3 separate regions of the Homo sapiens genome follow, and regions 1 and 2 are each linked to region 3. Evidence: chromatin loops called from intact Hi-C (ENCODE). Cell type or tissue: MCF 10A. All regions are shown on one strand.

Region 1 (8,000 bases), 720 kb before region 3:
AAAAATGAAACTGGACCCTTACTTTTCACCATATACAAAAATTAACTCAAGGTGGATTAAAGATTTAAATGTAAGATCTCAAAGTATAAAAATGCTAGAAGAAAACTAGGAAATACACTTCTTGACATCAGCCTCAGAAAGAAATTTTGGCTAAGTCCCCAAACACAATTGCAACAAAAATAAAAATTGACAAGTGGGACCTAATTAAACTAAAGAGCTTCTGCACAGCAAAAAGAACCATCAACAGAGTAAACAGACAATCTACAGAACTGCATCTAACAATGGTCTGATATCCAGAATCTATAAGGAATTCAAACAATTGAACAAGCTAAAAACACACAACCCTATTAAAAAATGGGTAAAAAGGAAATGAATAGACACTTCTCAAAAGACATACGAGGGGACAACAAACATGAAAAAATGCTCATCATCACTAACCATCAGAAAAATGCAAATCAAAATCACAATGAGATATCTCACACCAGTCAGAATGGCTATTAATAAAATGGCAAAAAAAATCCCATATTGTCTACAGATTGGCGGGAAAAAGTAAAAAAATAACAGATGTTGGTGAGGTTGTGGAGCGTATGTACTGCTGGTAGGAATGTAAAGTTCAGTCATTGTAGAAAGCAGTTTGAAGATTTCTCAAAAAACATAAAACAAATCTACCTTTGACCCTGAAATCCCATTACTGGGTATATACCCAAAGGAAAATAGATCATTATACCAAAAAGACATGCATTTCATGTTTATTGCTGTACTATTCATGACAGCAGACATAGAATCAATCTAAGTGTCCATCAATGGTGGACTGGATAAAGAAAATGTGGTACGTACACACCATGGAATACTATGTACTACGCAGCCATAAAAAAGAATGAAATAATGTCCTTTGCAGCAACATGGATGGAGGTGGAGGCCTTAATACTACGCCAATTAATGTGGGAACAGTAAACCAAATAGCTCATGTTCTCATAAGTGGGGAGCTAAAAATTGAGTACACATGGACATAAACATGGGAACAATACACACTGCGGACTACTACATGGGGGAAGAAAGCAGTGAGGTGTGGGTTGAAAAACTACCTACTGCACCCTATGCTCACTACCTGGGTGCAATATACCCACGTAACCCATCCAGTAAAGAGAGAAAAAAATCAAGTTATTTTACAAATTTGAAAAAATCAATTTGGATTCAGACTTTTACACTACTACAGCCAATCTAGAAACAATGGAGCAATATTGTAAATTCCTTGGGAAAGGATGCCCAAGAATTTTATGCTGACCCAAACCGTCCTTCCAGTATGAAGGGAATAAACTGCTCAAACACACAAGAACAGAAAACACATTTTCCATGAACCCTGATTTGATTATTTTCTCATGAAGCCCAATAAAAGACGGTAAGAATCAATTTTCAAGTTTAAAGATAATTTAATGCAACCCAGAAGAACTGACCAATTTGCCTAAAACCGTAACTAAACCTTTACTAGACTAATTCTCCTGATATCAAGCTGTTGACCTCAAAATCCTTATGTAGTTGGTAACAAGAGGCTAGAGATAGTACTGGAAGAAAATAGTGAATTTAGTCTTAAAACTGAGAGTAAGGAAATAATATGTAAGATGGACACATGAGTAAATATTGTCTGTAATAAATGCATGTATTTCCATATAAATCTCCCTACCTGAGAACAGCCTCATCAAGCTCTTGTGGCCTATTAGTTGCACCCATTACAAGTACTCTGTCATCTCCAGCAGACTGTACCTACAAGCAAAAAATCTTTTTTCAATTCATTTAGAAAAGTAATAACAAATATAAAGATATTTGTATTTTTAACCTTGGCCATTTAATAGGAAAATATACTAAAATGCTGCCACATTAAAAATATCATAATCAACACTTACACCATCAAATTCTATTAGAAATTCAGTTTTTAGGCGTCTACTAGCATCGTGCTCCCCTTCTCTTCTTTCACACAAAAGGCTATCAACTTCATCTAGAGGAAATACAAGTATAAGACTTTAATTAAAGACCAAGCTATGTGAGTCATCTGAGATTAATCTAGTTTACTACTTATTAATATAGTGGGTCCTACTAAATTCATTAGATAGTCTTTAAGCTTGCCCTTCTTTAAAACTTCTTCCTTCTGAATAATGTTTCCAATCGTATCTTTCCTATTTGGAGAGGGAAATTTCACAAATAGTCAATAACTTAGTTGGAAAATATGTTCTTACCTATAAAAATTATAGAAGGTTGAAGTTCTCGAGCCACAGCAAAAAGAGCCCTCACCAATTTCTCTCCTTCTCCCACCTAAAACAAAGCATTATACTGTTATACACATAAAATGCAACATTATTCCAGTTTTTTAAATTTTATGTTGAAAATCTAGCACACAGGAATTTAATTTCCCTTCCTTAAAACAACCAAAGATTTGGTTTGAGAAAGGGGAGAGTACTACTAACCGTCCCTTACAATTTTAGACAACAGACTGTGATTTCATACAGCCTGGTTAAGTGCTTTAAAAATTCATCTGTTTTGCTTCACCCTGCATTCCTAAGACTTGAGAATGAAATAGCTCTTCAGTCAAGGATATAACTAGTGAGAAAAGGGGAAGACTAGGGGAGAGAAAAAGACATTGTACATATTCTTTAAGCCCTAGATTACACGGTATATTTATAGAAGCAAGTAAGTTGGAATGTGCTCTCCTAAACAAAACTTGCGCTATTAAGAACACCGTGAAAAGTCATTCTCACATAAATATCAAAATTTCTTTTTTTTTTTTCCTTTTTTTTTTTGAGACAGAGTTTTGCTCTATAGCCCAGTCTGGAGTGCAGTGGTGCAATCTCGGCTCACTGTGACTTTTGCCTCCTGGGTTCAAGTGATTCTCATCCCTCAACATCCCAGGTAGCTGGGATTACAGGCGCCCACCACCACGCCTGGCTAATTTTTGTATTTTTAGTAAAGATGGGGTTTTACCATATTGGTAAATTCATTAGATAGTCTTTAAGCCTGCCCTTCTTTAAAACTTCTTCCTTCTGAATAATGTTTCCAATCCTATCTTTCCTATTTGGAGAGGGAAATTTCACAAATAGTCAACTAACTTAGTTGGCCAGGCTGATCTCAAACTCCTGACCTCAAGTGATCCACCTAACTTGGCCTCCCGAGGTGCTGGAATTACAGGCATGAGCCACCGCGCCCAGCCAATAAATATCAAAATATTTCCAGATAGTCCAGAAGGTCAATGAACACCCCTTGAGACATTCCCAGGTGCTGACACCATACAAAGGCCATTTTATACACCAAAGTAATGAGTCATGAGGTCTGTGATAATCTACTGTAAAAATTTTTCTGTCCTCTAGGTGGCATTTATTCTTTTTACTGAAGATTTAACTTAAAAACAAAAGAAATGTCACCAGATTTAGAATAATCGAAACAAATATTCTAGGCCGGGCGCGGCGGCTCAGACCTGTAATCCCAGCACTTTGGGAGGCTGAGGCGGGCGGATCACGAGGTCAGGAGATCGAGACCATCCTGGCTAACACGGTGAAACCTCGTCTCTACTAAAAATACAAAAAATTAGCCAGGCGTGGTGGCAGGCGCCTGTAGTCCCAGCTACTCGGGAGGCTGAGGCAGGAGAATGGCGTGAACCCAGGAGGTGGAGCTTGCAGTGAGCCGAGATGGTACCACTGCACTCCAGCCCGGGCGACAGAGCAAGACTCCATCTCACACACACACACACACACACACACACACAAAATTATCAGAGCTGAAAGAAATCTCAAAAGATCATCTCCTATGACATTAACATTTTACAGATGAAACAGGCCTAAAGTTATACTTTCTTAAGGTCAGTTCAGGATGTAAAAGTTACGCTAGAGGCCGGGTGCGGTGGCTCATGCCTGTAATCCCAGCACTTTGGGAGGCCAAGGTGGGTGGATCACCTGAGGTCGGGAGTTCAAGACCAGCCTGGCCAACATGGTGAAACCCTGTGTCTACTAAAACTACAAAAATTAGCCGGGCGTGGTGGCGCATGCCTGTAATCCCAGCTACTCGGGAGGCTGACGTGGGAGAATTGCTTGAACCTGAGAGTTGGAGGTTGCAGTGAGCCGAGATCGCACAACTGCACTTCGGCCTGGGGCGAAAAAGTGAGACCTTGTCCCAAAAAAATAAAAAGCTAGGCTAGAATCCCTATCTCCTAACTTCCACAACAATACTTTCCATTATACCATGTGCATAATGTGGGTAAACATGCTTTAATAACAACTTGAAGACCAGGCACAGTGACTCATGCCTGTGATCCTAGCACTTTGGGAGGCCGAAATGGGAGGATCACTTGAGCCCAGAAGTTTGAGACCAGCCCTGGCAACACAGTGACACCTTGTCACTACAAAAAAAAATTTTTTTTTTTTGAGATGGAGTCTCGGCTCACTGCAATCTCTGCCTCCCAGGTTCAAGCAACTCTCCTGCCTCAGCCTCCTGAGTAAGTGGGATTACAGGCGCCTGCCACCACACCCCGCTAATTTTTTGTATTTTTAGTAGAGACAGGGTTTCACCATGTTAGCCAGGCTGGTCTCGAACTCCTGACCTTGTGATTCGCCTGCCTCGGCCTCCCAAAGTGCTGGGATTACAGGTGTGAGCCACCGCATTCGGCCCCCCAGAATTTTTTAAAATTAGCTGGGCATGGTGGCATGTGCCTATAGTCCCAGCTACTTGGGATGCTAAGGTGGGAGGATCACTTGAGCCCAGGAGGCTGAGGCTGCAGTGAGCCATGATCACGCCACTGTACTCCAGCCTGGGCGACAGAACAGACCCTGTCTTAAAAAATAAATCAATAAATAAATAGAGTAACGACTTGTAAAATTTCACATAGGAAGTAAAATGTGATCAGAAAAACAGGTACTATTTTATAGTTACTTTTAACTACTTTAGAATATTGAGAACATTTTAAGTACTATGATTTATTAAAATATTTAAAGAAACTTACAGAAGATTTTACTTAGCACAGATAATACAAGAGAAATATTACTGTCCACATGGAGACCATCTTCTAGTGGAGGTGACAGTTAATATTATTAACTTCTCTGATTTTTTTTTCCCTAGTATTTAAATCTAGCAGCATACTGATGTATTGAAGACCAAACTTTACATTTTGAAGACGGTGTGGAAAAAACACTGTAAACTGGTAAGAACTATGTGAATGTTCGTTTTTTTTTTTTTAATAATAGATAAGCAGGTTAACTGTTCGAACATATAAGAAAAATATAAAAATTAAATCTGTGTAAAAAAGCACAACTACAACTACTTGCAACAATCTGGATAAATCTCACAAATACAATGCTGATGAAAGAAGCCAAATACACATACACACAAAATCCTACATCATTAGATTTATATAAAGTTCAAAGGCATGCTAGCTTTGTCTATGATGTTAGTAGTCTAGTGGTTTTGAGGGAGAGGAGTGAGTGGATAAAGATGGTGGAGTGCCTGGAGGGATTTTAGGGCCACAGGTAACAATTTATTTCTTGACCTGGGTGGTGATTATGAAAGTATATTCGCTTTGTGGTAATCCACTGAGCTGTATACAGCTGTATACTTATGCTATAAATACTTTTCTACATGTTAGTTATTCAATAAACAAGGTTAAACAATAATACAACATGTTAAGATACATATGTAACTGATTTTTTGTGGAAAATAATCTAGATATTTTAATAACACAAATGTTGTCCATGACTATGATGCAGTTCCTCCCAAAAGCTTTCTCAGGATAGATCATGAGACACAACATCTACATAATATTACACAATGCTGCTGCTTTTTTTTTTTGAGATGGAGTTTCACTTTTGTTGCCCAGGCTGGAGTGGAATGGCGCAATCTCGGCTCACCGCAACCTCCGCCTCCTGGGCTCAAGTGATTCTCCTGCCTCAGCCTCCCGAGTAGCTGGGATTACAGGCATGTGCCACAATGCCCAGCTCATCTTTTGTATTTTTAGTAGAGATTTAGTATTTAGTATTTAGTAGAGATTTGTATTTAGTAGAGAAACATGGGGTTTCTCCATGTTAATCAGGCTGGTCTCAAACTCCTGACCTGCCCACCTCGGCCTCCCAAAGTGCTGGGATCACAGGTGTGAGCCACTGCGCCTGGCACAATGCTTCCTTTTTAAGTCTTCAAAGTCAGGTCACATCTGAGGTAAAATATTCAGTTCTTATCTAGGCATACTGACAAACTGGCATGAGACCATAGAAAGACAACTAAAATAGTAACTATTCTGGGGACTGGAGGGAAGCAGATATAACATTAAGTTCCTATATATTTGAAAGGCTGTCTCATAAAAAAAAAAAAAGATTGAGTTTTGTTAAATCAAGTATGTAAAAATTAGAAAAAGCAGATTTCAGTTAGACATAAGGAAAAAATTGTATTAGATAGAACTGACAAAATGATAGACTAGACATTTCAATTTTCTTTTTCTTTTCTTTTTTTGAGATGGGATCTCACTCTGCCACCCAGGCTGGAGTACAGTGGCATGATCTCTCGGCTCACAGCAAACTCCACCTCCCAAGCTCAAGAAATCCTCCCACTTCAGTCTCCCAAGTGGCTGGGACCACAGGCACACGCCACCACGCCCGACTAATTTTTTGTATTTCTGGTAGAGACAGGGTTTCGCCATGTTGCCCAGCCTGGTCTTGAACTCCTGAGCTCAAGTGATCCACCTGCCTTGGCCTCCCAAAGTGCTGGGATTACAGGCATGAGCCACCACACCTAGCCTCAACTTTCTTAAAAGTAAACTTACTTCAAGATATTCAGGCAGTATCAGAATTGGGGGTTAAGATCATGAATGCTATGTTGTTTCTGAAAACATGAAGATGAAACAGTACTCTTGAAAAAAGTATGGATAAAAGAGAATGGTTGCTGTAGGCCGGGTGTGGTGGCTTACGCCTATAATCCAGCACTTTGGGAGGTAGATGCGGGCGGATCACAAGGTCAGGAGATCGAGACCATCCTGGCCAACATGGTGAAACCCCGTCTCTACTAAAATACAAAAATTAGCCAAGTGTCGTGGCGGGTGCCTGTAGTCCCAGCTACTCAGCAGGCTAAGGCAGGGGGATCACTTGAACCCGGGAGGCAGAGGCTGCAGTGAGCCGAGATCACGCCACTGCACTCCAGAGCAAGACTCCATCTCAAAAAAAAAAAAAAAAAAAAAGAGAATGGTTGCTGTAATATTTTTAATGAAAGGCCACACTCACTGGAGCTCAAATCCTAGTTTCCCACTTCCTGGTTATGAGATCCTGAGCAGATCACTGAATTCTGTAATTCCCTAATTAATAAAATAGAGCTATGAGAATAATATCTATACCTCATTATGATTACTCCACAAATATTTATTCAATACCTACTCACAGCCAACTACTGAAAATTGAAGTGAAGAACACATGGTGATAGTCTCTGCCCGCATGGAGACCATCTTCTAGTGGAGGTGACAGTGATATCAGATACAATTAAAATAATCCTATCAATGAATATGAATTGCAACTCCAGTGAGTATGAAAATGAGGTGCAAGTGGTGCTAGGAGAATAATAACGGGGAATAGTTTGGAGGGTCAGGGAAGGTTGTAACATTTCAACTGGTATCTGAAGAATAAGTACAAATTAACCAGGAGAAGATAGTGTTCCTGAGAAAGGAAACTCCATGAAGAGGAATCCCATGACAGGAAAAAGCATAATAATATTTGAAGAACTGCCTAAGGAAGAGGGAGTCTTAGCAAACAGACTTCAAAAACTATGGGTCCAACACCAAGGCTATCTCTATCATAGTGATGGAGGCTACTTTAGTCCAATGCCATAACAACTATGGTCAACATGTCAAGTTTGCTTTAACTCACTGCTCATTATACAACCTTACAAATAAGTTTCCCATACATGTCTATAGGTACAGGGAGAGAACATGCTGTTCATAGCAGCTAGACAATTCTGATCTCATGTCTGTTCCGAAGACATAGATCTGC
Region 2 (8,000 bases), 420 kb before region 3:
TTAAAATATCTTTGTTCTAATTTTTTGTCACTTATTCGTAATTAGGCCAATGTTTCCGCCAGGCCTTGGGGAGCATACAAACTTGGCTGTATGGCTTGATAAAAAAATGGACTAGTCTTTCAAAAGACTTAAAAAGGTGACAAACAGCAGCCTCTGTTCCAGAGGGCAATGATGCACTTAGTTTTCCTAAATATTTACATCTTCTTGACCATATTATTTGAGTTATTAATGTGGAATATTTTAAAAATATGTACTTGAATTTTTTATTTCAAATACGATTTTTCAAAATGTGGTTCAGAATTACCTAGGGTGCTTACTAAACAGTAGGTTCCTAGGCCCAATACCATAGCCATTGCATCAGAATTCTCTGAGTATGGCCTGGGAATCCCAGCTCTTTGTAAGCTTCCTGTTTATAGGAAGCTTGAGAACTACTGAAGTGATTATAAAATGTACAGTTGGGAGTGTGATGAAATTAATGTTATAATACCTCATCAGATATTAAATATCTTTAGTATGGGCAGTTTTCAGACAAAGGAGTTTACTTCCTTGGAACAGACTGTACGTCCGTGATACCTGATTTTCTGTAAAAGGAGATCATATTTCTAAATATGGACTTGTCAAACTTTTGTAGAAATAATCCAGTATTAAATCAACTCTAAATATCTTCCTACTTCATATGAAAGGTCCATAAATCAAGCAAACACAGCATTAACCACATACATTTTCGTTTGAATTAATTTATTACAGAGATTCCCAGGAGAGGGACTGTAGGACGCCCTGCATCTAGCATAGAGAAGAGAGATTTTTGAGGCTGAAAGGGCAACACTACCTGAATCCAGTTTCAAGTGGGTCTTGAGAACAGTTTCAAACTGTAGTCCAGCCGTGACTCTTGGCTTCTCTCAACCAAAAGGGGTAAAAGTTTATTTTTGGACTTGGGATTCATAGTTGTGAAGAGTGTTGGTTGTAGAGTCAGATATTAACCTGGAGCCTAACTTGGAGGAGTTACCTAATTTCTCCAAGTCTGTCTCATAATCTGTAAAATTGAAACAATAATAACAGTTTTATTTTTGTATTGTGAAATGAGTTGTGTCTGCTGTGCTAAGCTAAGAAGTTGCTTATGGCAAATATTTGATCAATGTTAGCTTTTGTTTTCTGTAATATTAAGTTCACATTCATTGAGAATCCAATATATACTACCCAGTGGAAATGGGGAGTAAAAACTAGTCTAGAAGAACTAGTCAGCCGGGTGCGGTGGCTCACACCTGTAATCCCAACGCTTTGGGAGGCCGAGGCAGGCAGATCATGAGATCAGGACATTGAGACCATCCTGGCTAACATGGTGAAATCCCGTCTCTACTAAAAGTATAAAAAATTAGCCAGGCATGGTGGCGGGCACCTGTAGTGCCAGCTACTCGGGAGGCTGAGGCAGGAGAATCATTTGAACCCAGGAGGCAGAGGTTGCAGTGAGCTGAGATTGTGCCACTGCACTCCAGCCTGGGCGACAGAGCAAGACTCTATCTCAAAAAAAAAAAAAAAAAACTAGTCTAGAATAGTTTTGACAAGTTCTTTTTTTTTTTTTTTTTTTTTTTGAGACTGAGCCTTGCTGTGTCACCTAGCCTGGAGTGCAGTGGTGAGATCTTGACTCACTGCAACCTCCACTACTGGGGTTCAAGTGATTCTCATGCCTGGGATTACAGGCGTGCACCACCACACCTGGCTAATTTTTGTATTTTTAGAAGAGACGGGGTTTCACCGTGTTGGCCAGGCTGATCTGGAACTCCTGACCTCAAGTGATCCGTCTGCCCCGGCCTCCCAAAATGCTGGGATTACAGGCATGAGCCACTGTGCTTGGCCTTGACAGGTTCTTTTAAGGTTTAATTACAAGCTGACCCAAGAAAATTAAATAGGAATCCCTCAAAGCAGCTGAGTCATGCTTTGTCAAGTGAACTAAAAAGCATGAACTGCATTTGTTACCTCTTTTATGTATTATTTCTATCTTAACTGTTTTATTCCCACTGCAGTTGATAGATTTTAACATCAGATTATAAAACAGTGGCACCGTGAGGGCGTAGAAGAAGAATAAAGGGAAATGTCTCTCTTAAAAGAGCCCTTGGGGCCGGGCATGGTGGCTCACACCTGCAGTCCCAGCACTTTGGGAAGCTGAGGCGGGTGGATCGCTTGAGCTCAGGAGTTCAAGACCAGCCTGGCCAACATGGCAAAACCCCATCTCTACTAAAAATACAAAAATTATCTGGACGTGGTGGCGCGTGCCTGTGGTCCTAGCTACTCAGGAGGCTGAGGTGGGAGGATTGCTTGAGCCTAGGAGGTGGAGGTTGCAGTGAGCCCAGATCATACCACTGCACTCCAGCCTGGATGACAGAGGTGGTGTCTCAAAGAAAAAAACAAACAAAACCCTTTGATGGAGACAGTGGAGATACTATCAGGGGATCATTTTTTTTTTTTTTTTTTTCACACAGAGAATCTGAGAAGCCCACTTGGGGAGTGAACTCAACAACCATAGTTGTCTTGGCACTAGGCATTAAGCAACTGAACTCACACTTATATTCTAAGTAAAAGATGCAAAGAAAATAACTTTAGAAAACTAATACAGACTCTCAGTCTTTAATTAGTGTATTTAACACATTATTGAGTACCCACTATATGCCATGCGTTTTGTCTTCAAAAATGGGAAAGGCGGCCAGGCACAGTGGCTCACGCCTGTAATCCCAGCACTGTGGGAGGCCGAGGCGGATGGATCACGAGGTCAGGAGATCAAGACCATCCTGGCTAACGCAGTGAAACCCTGTTTACTAAAAATACAAAAAAAAAAAAAATAGCCAGGCGTGGTGGCAGGTGCCTGTAGTCCCAGCTACTTGGGAGGCTGAGGCAGGAGAACGGTGTGAACCCGGGAGGCGGAGCTTGCAGTGAGCTGAGATCGCGCCACTGCACTCCAGCCTGGGCGACAGAGCAAGACTCTGTCTCAAAAAAAAAAAAAAAAAAAAAAAAAAAAAGCACAAGCTGTGCTTTCTTGGAGCATTTAGTCTAGAAGCGCTAATAGATAATTTGAGGAAAGGTAGGCTCACCACATGAAGAACTACACTATAATATATATTGCTCACAGGATAACAGTTCTTTTTAAAATACCAAGACGTTACCGGAACAGACCTGGAAGACTCAGTGAGATTGCTCTCTGCCTTCAAAGGGAGAATGAGAGGGTAAAGGACTTGGATTGGATAACTCTAGGGCTAACATCCTGCCGTAGAAAGAGACAAAATCAAGAGGACACATGGTTTAAAGCTGCAGACATGAGATTTGTTAGGTTTTCTTTCTTTGGTTTTTTCTTTGTTTTTTTTTTCTGGACAGAGTCTTACCTGTCGTCCAGGCTGGAGTGCAGTGGCATGATCTTGGCTCACCGCAATCTCCACCTCCTGGGTTTAAGTGAGTCTCCTGCCTCAGCCTCCTGAGTAGCTGGGATTACAGGCGTCCACAGCTACACCCGGCTAATTTTTGTATTTTTAGTACAGATGGCATTTCACCATGTTGGCCAGGCTGGTCTTGAACTCCTGACCTCAAATGATCCACCTGCCTTGGCCTCCCAAAGTGCTGGGATTACAGGCGTGAGCCACTGCACCTGGGCAGATTTGTCATCTTTTCTACCTGAATGCTTACCTTCAGTCTTGAAGGAAGTGTGTGCAAATGTCCTCCAAGTGAATAGAAATAAACTAACCTATTTCATAACACAGTCCTACTTGATTCCTTTACAAATAGTGATTCAGAGCTTCGGCTCCAGAGTCAAGCTGATCTGGATTTGAATTCCATCTTTTGCAGTAATAAAATTTGACTTAACTTTTTAAGCTTCTTTTCCCTTGTTTGTGAAGTAGAGATGATGATAAAACATTGTTCATAGTTGAAGAAGGTAAATGAGATGATACATTTAAAGTGCTTAGCATGATACTTAACATGCTAACCTGTTAAGTTTTCAATAAATTTTTACTATTATTAAACTATAATAGCCATTCTTTAAAGAAAAAGGGGGCTGGGTGTGGTGGCTCATGCCTGTAATACCGACTTTTTGGGAGGCCGAGGTGGGTGGATCACCTGAGGTCAGGAGTTCAAGACTGGCCTGACCAACATGGAAAAACCTCATCTCTACCAAAAATACAAAGTTAGCTGGGCGTGGTGGCGCATGCCTGTAATCCCAGCTACTCAGGAGGCTGAGGCAGGAGAATTGCTTGAACCCGGGAGGTGGAGGTTGCGATGAGCCAAGATTGCACCATTGCACTCCAGCCTGGGCAACAAAAGTGAAACTCTGTCTCAAAAAAAAAAAAAAAAAAAAAAAAAAAAAAAAAAAGGGGGAGGGAGGAAAGGAAAAGAAAATCAGTGAATACACTAGGTGTCAGCGTTGTGCTTCAAATCGTGAAGTGCACAAAATGCCTACTCTGATTTTATTTAGAAGGTGTCCAAGTTGAACTGGCTTAGAATAGAAAGATACTTAAGCAGATCTGGGAAAGTCAGAATTCTAAAACTGCAAAAGGATATAACAATGTGCTGGCTTAGGACAGCATACACTGATGATCTTTTAAAGCTCGCAATCTATTAAAAATAAGAGCTGCCTACCCCACTGGTCTACAGCCATCTCCATAGACTCAGCATGGAAATTAAGACTAATCTCACCTTTGTCTAGGATGCCAGCATTTTTCTCATATCTATAATCTAAGTCTTGGAGTCATTTTCTAGGAAGAATTGTGTTTGAATCCTGTCTTTACTACTTATTAGCTGTGTAGATGATGATAATATTTGTTTTACCTACTCCATACGGTCATCAGAATGACTTCTGAAAAATGTGTATTTTGAAAAGCGGCTTACTAAAATGTAAAATATTATTATTCTGTACAGTTGGCAAACAACACAGGTAGAGAGAGGAAGATTTTTCCCAGAATTCTTGAGTTGCTCTGAAGCCTCAATTTTTTGAAAAGATAATTTGCTCTTAAATGAAACTTAGAATGAACTGATTGAGCTTGTTTAAATACTGGTTATGACCCAATCCCAAAATGGGATTAATCCACAGTGTAGTAACACAATCCTATGTATTTCTTTTTTCTTTCTTTTTTTTTTTTTTTTTTTTTTTTTGAGACAGAGTCTCTATAGCCTAGGATGGAGTGTAGTGGTGCGATCTTGGCTCACTGTAACCTCTGCCTCCCAGATTCAAGGAATTCTCGTGTCACAGCCTCCCAAGTAGCTAGGATTACAGTTGTATGCCACCATGCCCAGCTAATTTTTCTATTTTTTTTTTTAGTAGAGACAGGGTTTCATCATGTTGGCCAGGCTAGTCTTGAACTCCTGGCCTCAAGTGATCCACCCGCCTTGACCTCCCAAAGTGCTGAGATTACAGGCGTGAACCACTGTGCCCAGCCAATCCTATGTATTTCATAGTATACAGTGATAATCTTAGAGTGAATATGAAAAAAAGCCTCTAAACTTCCTTAACACAGACTATCAATCATTTAATAGCTGAATATTTGGTGTGAGTGGGATAATACTTGATATAGCATTCTTTGGGTATAGACCTTAAGTTTTTCATAGGTTTTCTCATGATTTTGCATGTGAACTAAACTGTTATATCTCTATCACATTCATTGAGAATCCATTATGTACTAGACATTTGAAAAGGAGAGTAAAAACTGGTTTAGAATAACTAGTCTGGAATAATTTCAACAGGTTCTTTGAGGGTTTAATTACAAAGGTTTGATTGCAGGCCGACTCAAGAAATTGAAAGGGGAGTTTTAACAATTTTAAAGTTTTACTTCAGTGACATAAGCAATAGTAAAGTTGACAATCCTTAATCCAAAAATTGAAATGCTCCAAAATCTGAAAAGTGTTTGAGCAAAGACGTGACACCACAAGTAGGAAATTCCACACCAGACCTCATGTGACAGGTCACAGTCAAAAAGCAGTCTAAACTTTGTTTCATGCACAAAATTATTAAGAATATTATATAAAATTACCTTCAGGTTATATGTATTAGGTATATATAAAACATGAATGAATTTTATGTTTAGTCTTGGATCCCATCCCCAGGATATCTCATTATGTCTATGCAAATATTCCATAATCTGAAAGAAATTCAAAATTTGAAACATGTCTGGTCCCAAACATTTCAGATAAAGGATATTCAACCTTTAGACGCAGCTCTATAAATGCCTACTGAGAGTATCAGAAAGATAGTGTTAACTTGCATGGTCTATTTTTGGGTTGCACTTATGAAAATCTCTTGGGCAAGGACAAAACCAGACCTTTATAGGCAACTAAGACTTACCTTCATACATGTAGAGATAGATATACATACATGTGTATAATAATAACTATTATAATATAATTGTATAATATAACTACTATAATAACTATAATAACTATTATTGCTAATGTTAGTGGCAGTAGTAGATATAAATGATGATGTAGACACCATAACATAAAAAGATGTCTATACCAGTAGAATCTATTCAGTGAGTTTATAGTGTAATCATGGGCTAAATCAGACTGATATAAATTCTATCATGTAGATTATAAAATTTACATAATAAAGTTTGCAATCTACCCATCTGACAAAGGGCTAATATCCGGTATCTACAAGGAGCTTAAACAAATTTACAAGAAGAAAACAACTCCATCAAAAAGTGGGTGAAGGATATGAACAGACACTTTTCAAAAGAAGACATTTATGTTGCCCACAAACATGAAAAAAAGCTCATCATCACTGGTCATTAGAGAAATGCAAATGAAAACCACAATGAGATACCATCTCATGCCAGTTAGAACGGCGATCATTAAAAACTCAGGAAACTAACAGATGCTGGAGAGGATGTGGAGAAATAGGAACGCTTTTACACTGTTGGTGGGAGTGTAAATTAGTTCAACCATTGTGGAAGACAGTGTGGAGATTCCTCAAGGATCTAGAACTAGAAATAGCATTTGACCCAGCAATCCCATTACTGGGTATATATCCGAAGGACTATATATCATGCTACTATAAAGACACATGCCCATATATGTTTATTGGAGCACTATCCACAATAGCAAAGACTTGGAACCAACCCAAATGCCCATCAATGATAGACTGGATAAAGAAAATGTGGCACTTATACACCATGGAATACTACACCGCCATAAAGAAGAATGAGTTCATGTCCTTTGCAGGGACATGGATGAAGGTGGAAACCATCATTCTCAGCAAACTAAAACAAGAACAGAAAACCAAACACCACATGTTCTTACTCACAAGTGGGACTTGAACAATGAGAACACATGGACACAGGGAGGGAAACATCACACACGGGGGTCTGTCAGGGCATGGGGGACAAGGGGAGGGATAGCATTAGGAGAAATACCTAATGTAGATGATGGGTTGATGGGTGCCACAAACCACCATGGCACATGTATACCTATGTAACAAACCTGCACGTTTTGCACATGTATCTTAGAACTTAAAGTATAATAAAAAAAAAAACTTCAAAAATAACTTCAAATGAATAATAAATGTGATAGCTGCACTATTATGGTGAACTTGAGGTTTAGAGAATGGTTTTTCCATGTCTGAGTTGCAGAGATATTACTAATACTATACAAGAATAATTTCTCCATCTTTTCTCTGAAGTGATAGACAACTGTCTTCCTATGAGACAGAAACTTGGAGCTTTCTTCCTTTTAGTTAATAACCAATTTATAGCTGTCTTTAAACTTTGCATCCTTCTTTTCTAAAAAGAAAATCTAAAAAGGAAATCTATCCTGGTTAGTATAGCAGTGTTTTTCAAGTGTTTTAAAAATATGGGTTATATATAAAATTAGTGGTTTGCAGTAAATTTTGAAAAGTGCAATAAAATAGAAAATAGAGTGCACCACACAAAGTAAAGTATTTTATGCATCAATACACACACATGTATATACATAAACATATTAGTCCATATGCAAAACATGAGAGACAGTGTATGAAGTGACTAAGGGCA
Region 3 (8,000 bases):
GACACACATAGACTGCAAGCGAAGGGATGGGAAAAAATATCCATGAAAATGAAAACCAAAAAAGAGCAGGTTGGCTATACATATATCAGATAAAATAAACTTTAAGTCAAAAACTGTACAATGAGGCAAAAAATTATTATATAGTGAAAAGGGGCTCAATTTCTCAAGAGAATATGACAATTGTAAATATATATGCACCCAACATTGAGACACCTAAATATAGGTCTAATCCCAGCACTTTGGGAGGCCAAGGTGGGCAGATCACCTGAGGTCAGGAGTTCATGACCAACCTGGCCAACATGGTGAAACCCCGTCTCTACTAAAAATACAAAAATTACCTGGGGCTAAATGGGAGTGCTTCAATGGTGGGTCTGTGAGCAAAGATTGTGAACTTGTTCAAGACAAATGAGAAAAAGAGAGTACTTCTTCCTAGGAAAAATTTCATCAGCCTCTCCATGCCTTTGTTATAAACAGACAGAGGCCCCATTTAACTGGTCTAGAGAATTTTGGAACCAAACATGAGGGTGGCACATGCCTGTAATCCCAGCTACTCGGGGGGCTGAGGCAGGAGAATTACTTGAACCAGGGAGTTGGAGGTTGCAGTGAGCTGAGATCACGCCACTACATTCTAGCCTGGGCGATAGAGCTAGGCTTGTCAAATAATACAGAATTTCAGTCAGATAGAAGGAATAAATTCAAGAGATCTGTTGTGCAACATGGTCACTGTAACTTAATAACGATGTATATTTTGAAAATCTCTACGACAATTTAAGTGTATTCACCAGAAGAAATGATAAATATGTGAGGTAACATGTATGTTATTCAGCTCAATGGAGCTATTTAACAATGTATACATATTTAAAAACATCATATTATACATGATAAATGTGTATGATTTTAATGTTAATTAAAGAAATAAAGTCACAGAGAAAGAAAATGGTGGCAAATACTTTGCTAAATAATAAGTAATCATACTAATTCAAGTTTTTGTCAAATGTCAGTATTTGGGGTTTCAACTAGTTATTACAGAGCTGAAAATTCTGCATGACAACACAAACCCTTATTGAAAATTTATTTCACTTTTATCTTTCAATGCTCCATAGTAATAGAGAGGAATTTCACCTCTAGTTAAGAGAGGGGTTGAAGATTTGCTGAGTGGGGAGAAGCACACCAACATTAGTTTCTCCTGTGGACAACAGATTTAATCTATGTTTTATTTCATTCAGCTAAGAGTTGGTCCTTACCAAGCAATTATGGCCACCTCCGTTTTGTAAATGAGAATACTGATGCCAAGAGAGAGATTTTTGCCAAAGGCGGCACACAGAAGTGGTGGAGCTAACATTCAAGCCAGCCTATGGAACTCCAAAGCCTGAGCTCTTTCCTCAGCCCGTCCCTTTAGCTTTTCCTGGAGCATTGGCTGGGGAATGCCTAGGAGGAAGGGGAGGGCTTGTTAAATTGGGTAGATTAGTGCATGGAGGAAAAGCCTCTCAATCAAAGAGGTGTGAGGGTTTGGAAGAATTGACTAATTACAAAACATGCCCTAGGCTCAGTCTCTCTCTCTCCCCAGCTCCTTCCTTCTTTCTTTCAGGGCAGAATTTCTCCAGCTTGGCTCTATTGACATTCATTGTTGTTCATTTTATTGGGGTGGGACTGTCTTGTGGTTTGTAGGATGTTTAGTGGCATTACTGGCCTCCATCCATTAAATGCCAGTAGCATCCCTCCCCAGTTGTGACAATAAAATATATCCCCAGACATTGCCAAGTGGCTTCTGGGGTAGGGAATCTCTCAGATTTAACAACCGGTTTTGGTTTCGGTTTTGTTTTTGAGATGGAGTCTCACTCTGTCGCCCAGGCTGGAGTGCAGTGGCATGATTTCAGCTCACTGCAACCTCCGCCTCCTAGGTTCAAGTGATTCTCCTGCCTCAGTCTCCAGAGTAGCTGGGATTACAGGTGGCCCACTGCTCCCAGATAATTTCTGTATTTTTAGTAGAGATGAGGTTTTACCATGTTGGCCAGGCTGGTCATGAATTCCTGACCTCAGGTGATCCACCCACCTTGGCCTCCGAAAGTGCTGGGATTATAGGTGTGAGCCTCCATGCCCAGCCAACAACCAGTTTTATAGTGACCAACCATCCCAGTTTGCCCTGGACTGAAGGATTTACTAGGATCTCTGAGGCATTTGTCAGGGATTCAAGGCTAAAACTAGGATAGTCCAGGGCAAACTGGGATATTTGGTCAACCAACAAGTAAAGTTTCATCTCCTGGTTAAATTAAGGCTGTGGTGAGAGGGGGCATTGTGTTGATTGTGTGGTTGTCCTGTCAGTCTTCAGTTTCTCTAAGCTGTTGCTATATCAAGTACATCTGCCTAATACTCCTTTCTTCCCCCTCAGGTAGCCTGCTAGGGTTGTAGGGGAGGTGTCTTACTTAAGGAAGGCTGGCTGAGCCACTGTATGGGTCATTACAGGACAGAAGAAGACCAGAGTGAATGCTGGTCTCTGTGTGTTTTTTTTTTTTTTTTTTTTTTTTTTTTTGCGTGTGTGTGTGTGTTGAACTAAAGAACTGGTAGGGGCAGTTGGGAGGGTGCTGGACTGCAGAGAGCCCTTTAGTGCTGCTCCAGTGGACGTGCACATCTGTGTTTCCACTGAGAGTTAATGGATATTGGATGGGGAAAGGTTTTCAGCTATGTGTTACTGTAGCCTATGACTATGTGGTATGAGCATTTTAATTTATTTGGTGTTTTGAAATACTTTTATGAGTTACTCTGACAACTTGTCAAGGATATTTTCCTGAGAGAAACAAATAAAAGACAAATCTCAAAAATAGTTTGCTATTAGGATTTTATTTGTTGAGATGTTGAAGATGTCTTTTCAACAGTGATACATGTTTTGGTTCTTTGCAAATTTACAAGGCACTCCCAAAATGTCATTTGTCCCTCATTCTTCTATTCTTGATATCATTCTATGATCCTGTACAGGATGAAAGCAACTGAGTTCTGAAGGTAGTAAGTAACATGCTGAGGTCAAATGCCAGGATTTGAGTCAGGTTCATGGGGCTCCATGTCCTGTGACCTCTCTGCTCCACCAGGCTGTGAAAGAATGACTCTTGCATTCATGCAGTCAGTCTGTGTTGCTGTAAACCTGAATGGTAAAATGACAAATGTAGACACAGAGGGTGTGAATCAGCTCTATTAGCAGTGACTCTGAGAATAGTCCTTTCCCTCCTCTGTCTTCCCCTTCTCTGTCTTGCAGCAAGTGGGAGGACGAAGCAGGTTTCATAAGAGCAGCGCCCAAGACCCACAGTCGCCTAGTGCCAAGTCAACAACCTTACTGATATCTGGATGTAGTTTCCTGTGCTCTTTGACACAGGTGTGGAGATTGTAATTTGCTGTGTGTGATTGTTTGCACTTCCTTGATTATGTAAACCAGTGGCTTTTGCCAAGAACTCTTCATGCCCTGAAGCTCTGAGCTGGTTCCCTCCCATTGGTGGACCTTATTTCATTTTATTGGGAGGCGTAACTTTCAGGTCACAGAGCAGTGATAACTACCTGCCAGTGTCTCTTAGGAGTGAGGTACCTGGAGTTCGGGGACCCCAACCTGTGACAATGACAGCAGACAAATTGGTTTTCTTTGTGAATGGCAGAAAGGTAAGTAGGAGCTGACCTTTGGTTTTGTGTCCCTTCTCCCTGGGAGGGGAAATGTGTCCTCTGGCAGAGCCATATCTTGTTCTCTGTCTTTCCTGTCCCCTCTTACTTGTTCTGTCTTTCTCTCTCTCGCTTTAAAGGTGTCGCTGCATTTTGGTAACATTAGGGAAGAAGACCTTCTCGGGGCTAGAGCACAGACAAGATACTCAGAGGCCAAAGAATGAGGGAGAGAGAGGCAAGCAGAGAGGCATCTGTGAGCTAGCTGCCAACTCTCTGCAGTAGTGGAGATTGGCACAGAATGAGAAAGGGGAGTTGAGTTCTAGGTGAGATTTGAGGTCATCACCACACTTCTATTTCTGTCTTTAATCAAATATATCCTAAAATTTACGTTGCTCTCTTTACAGAGAGAAGGAACAGGAATGTGTTTTCCTGCTTTTATCAGGATATAAGATGTACGCAGCCTTTGATTCTAATATATTATATATATAGGTTTAACAGCCAGTCCTGATTCACTGTGAGGTGACATATACTGACACCTTGTGGCAAACCACAATTTTTTTTTCATAAAGGGCATCTCCTGCATTCCCCCCACTCCCCACCCACACACAGTGAGTTCTACATGTAAGCTGCAAATCTGTTACCTACTTGAATTTACCTTATTGGTACACAGGGACTTAGGGAAGGTGACATGGGTACCAGCCCTTGGACAAGAGTGAGAATCTTTGCAAATTTTAATGTGGTGCAGAGAGAGAGGGGGCAAGCATATTACATGGTCACTAGCCTCCATTTGCCCTCCTACAACACTGCTGAGATGCTCATACCTGTTCAACTTCCCACTTAGGAATGAAAAGGATAGTAAAAGAGTCCCATAGTTGCACATTGTAACTTACTGTGTGGACTGTGCGTGATGAATGTGCCCAAAGTGTCCCCCAAAGAAGGGCAATTTTATTTGTCTTTCTATATTGGCATTTTTGCATTGAGTTGAGAAACTTTTGATGTAATTTTGAGTGACTTTTGGTATAATTTTCAAGAACAATAATGTGCTTCACTGGACTCCTAGGTCTTAAATTTCCAGGATGTGTTTGGGTGACTGTAAAAGAAATTTCATGAACTGTTTCAACGTCAGTGCTCCAAAGATTGATGGACTCTCTTTGAGTGGTGCCTTTGGGAAGTGCTGGGGAATGGGGACAGCCATGTTCTTCTGGGTTCAGAGTTTCCTCTCTGAGCTGCATCCTTTTCAGGGTTGGCACCTGGTACCAACCCAAGAAGTAGGGCAAAGCTTTCAAGTGTAAGATTTTGCATCCAGCATTTCAAACAACTTCTTTCCTTCAGCAATTACATTGTAGAAATCTAGGAAACCATTGTGCAATTGGCTTTCTAGGAGAGCTACTTACACAAAGCCATCTCTGGAATTTTTATTAGTAATTTTTACATTGGGTAAACAGCTAGATTCAATGACGTCCAAGGTCATGTCTTACTCTGAGGTTTTATTATTTATTAAACCAAACCATTGGTTAACCTGTAAAAGTATAAGTTTCTGCTCTTCTTCAGGGATGGCTTGCTGTTATGCACTAAATCTAGAAAGAAGAATTTCAAGGTAAATCTGGCTTGGGGAAAATTATTTTCCCTTGCATTTTACTTTCACTTTAGGAGAGTAATTTTAAATTTTTCGATGGTACCATCACATCAAATCCTATTATTTCTAGAAGCTTCTACTACTGCCAGTTTCTGTGATGAATATCCATGTTTGTAATTTATAATGATGTAGCATCTTCAGAAACTGCAAGAAAGGTAGAGGGGCAATGCAGAAAGTAATTATGTGAAAGCAATGCTGTAAAAACAAGACCAAGCAAGGGAATTCCTGGGTAAACAATGGCAGCTGTGAGAAAGTTGTCCTCATTTTTATTCAGAAGATATTCTAGACCTTTTGTTACAGGAATTGTGCAAAGTAGTTACCAAAGAAGCTGTAAGAACTTAGTGACTCTTTTTTTTTATTATTATACTTTAAGTTCTAGGGTACATGTGGACAACGTGCAGGCTTGTTACATATGTACACATGTGCCATGTTGGTTTGCTGCACCCATTAACTCGTCATTTACATTAGGTATATCTCCTAATGCTATCCCTCCCCTCTCCCCCCACCCCACGACAGGCCCCGGTGTGTGATGTTCCCCTTCCTGTGTCCAAGTGTTCTCATTGTTCAATTCCTACCTATGAGTGAGAACATGCAGTGTTTGGTTTTTAAATGTGAGCCTACTCCTCTCCTTGTTTTGTACCACTGTCCAGGACTCTGGCTTCACTAAATGGGGTCCTGCAGAAGGTGTTCGATGCAAGAAGTCGAATACCTCTAGGGCCTTCTGTGGTGGTGATGAGCCTTGATGACTATTGTTTTCATTCACATCTTCTTTTGTTCTAGAGTCAGAGTCAAAGGGAAAGAGCTGTCCAGTATTTTATTTTTATTGTAATGACAGCCTTTTTGCAAGGCAGCATTCTAGCTTTTCTGAGTAGTCACTCTGTCTAGCTGAGACTGTGGCACCTGGAAGAATCTGGGAGGATCTGGCAGGTTGGGTGCAGCCAAAGGTGTCCAGGAGTGATCCCCACAAGAAGTGAGTGTCAGCTACAGAGATCGTCACGGTGACTTTCACTCACTCACTCACTCACTCACTCACTTACTCATCATTCACTTGCTCACTCCCCATATAGTCAACATTTATCAAGCTCCTTCTGAGGCCTCAGACAACAGGATATGCACTGGGGGAATAAGATCTCCAAGATCAGGCATTTGCCATTCTGGAGCCCATATACTAGTTAGAGAGATGGATTATAATTAGACAAAGTAATACCTTCTGAAATGTATTTCACAGAAAACTAGCAGCATGAGATGCTCTTCTTGGATATTCTTAAACCACTTAGCACAGTGCATGGTATACAGTAGGTGTCCAACTAGTGTGGATGGAATAAGTGGATGAATTTTTAAAACTTTGAGAAATCCTGTAGTAAATAAATTACTTCTCTAACTTTGTATTTTACAATTATTTTATATTTAAAGAAAAACTGCAAGAAGAATACAAGGAAATACTAAATACCCTTTATGTACTTTACCAACTGTTAATGTTTTGCCACATTTGCTTTATTATTCTCTCTTTCTCACTCTGGACACACACACAGATACACATGTATGTATTATAAGTACGTAAATAATTCTATATATTAATGTACATAATTAATATAAATGAATATATAGTATAAGATAGATTTCTGAACCTTTTGACAGTAAGTTTCAGACATCATGTTCCTTTAGCTCTTATCCTAAGAATAAATATATTCTTTTTTTTTTTTTTTTTCCTGAGACAGGGTTTCACTGTGTCGCCCAGGCTGGAGTGCAGTGGCGCGATCTCGGCTCACTGCAACCTTGCCGCCTGGGTTCAAGCAATTGTCTGCCTCAGCCTCCTGAGTAGCTGGGATTACAGGCGCCCACCACCGTGCCTGGCTAAGTTTTTGTATTTTTAGTAGAGTTGGGGTTCTACCATCTTGGCCAGGCTGATGTTGAACTCCTGACCTGTGATCCACCCACCTCGGCCTCCCAAAGTGCTGGTATTACAGGCGTGAGCCACCGCGCCTGGCCAGAATAAATATATTCTTACAAAACTGTAGTCCATTTATAGAAATCAAGAAACTTAGCTTTGGTGTAATACTATAAACTTTATGCAAATGTATTCCAATTTTCCCAATACTGGCATTTATAACTCCCCAACCCCAGCCCGGAATCCAAGATTACGCCTTGCAGTTGGTTGCCATGTCTTTAGTCTCCTCTAATCTAGAACAGCTCCTCAGCTTTCCTTTCATGACATTGGTGTTTCTGAAAAGAACAGGCCAGTTTTTTTTTAGAATGTTCCTCACATTGAATTGTATTATGCTTTCTTGTAATTAGATTCAGAGTCTGCATTTGGGGGGCAGGAATACCACAGAAGTAATGTGTTTTTCTCACTGCATTCTGTCATTATGTTTGTTTTTTTAACGTCAGTTTTTGGGTCTTTTTTGTGATGCGAACTTTGGTGACTTGGCTAAGGTGTTATCCACCACGTTTCTTCACTGTAAGGTAACTTTTCTTTACCTTTATAATTAATAGAGGCTATGTGAGAAGATAATTTGGAATGATACAAATTCTTGTTCATCAAATTTTCACCCACTAATTTGAGTATCCATTGATATTCTTTTTTTAAATAATTTTTATTGTGGTAAAATACATAAAATTTACCATCTTAATCATTTTTATGTGTACAGTTCAGTGGTATTACATACATTCATAATATTGGGCAACCATCATCACCGTCCACCTCCATAACTTCTTTCATCTTTTA

Evidence for each region. Peaks named below come from ENCODE experiments on the same cell type or tissue, not always from the same donor. Only the 100,000 strongest peaks of a DNase experiment are listed, where the experiment ranks them.
Region 1: a loop joins it to region 3, with 11 times the contacts of the local background. A loop is called at or near these places in 2 of 110 quality-filtered maps.
Region 2: it touches region 3 in a loop (11-fold over the local background); 4 of 110 quality-filtered maps call a loop at or near these places.

What each region holds. Positions count from the first base shown.
Region 1 is chr2:32,130,870-32,138,869 of GRCh38, reverse strand. It overlaps SPAST (spastin), which reads right to left. Exons shown (of 17, transcript NM_014946.4): 10 at 2,232-2,307; 11 at 1,902-1,993; 12 at 1,682-1,761. Among named protein-coding and RNA genes, the nearest start is that of SLC30A6-DT, 31 kb to the left of the region's middle. In MCF 10A, no CTCF peak of the experiment used is centred here; a DNase peak (open chromatin) is centred at 3,319.
Region 2 is chr2:31,833,887-31,841,886 of GRCh38, reverse strand. No RefSeq gene overlaps it. Among named protein-coding and RNA genes, the nearest start is that of LINC01946, 34 kb to the right of the region's middle. In MCF 10A, no CTCF peak of the experiment used is centred here; a DNase peak (open chromatin) is centred at 4,406.
Region 3 is chr2:31,410,267-31,418,266 of GRCh38, reverse strand. It overlaps XDH (xanthine dehydrogenase), which reads left to right and starts at 3,525. Exons shown (of 36, transcript NM_000379.4): 1 at 3,525-3,642. The coding sequence starts at 3,601. RefSeq lists an enhancer at 1,737-1,786. In MCF 10A, CTCF peaks have their summits at 3,960 and 4,160 (motif pointing left); a DNase peak (open chromatin) is centred at 3,376.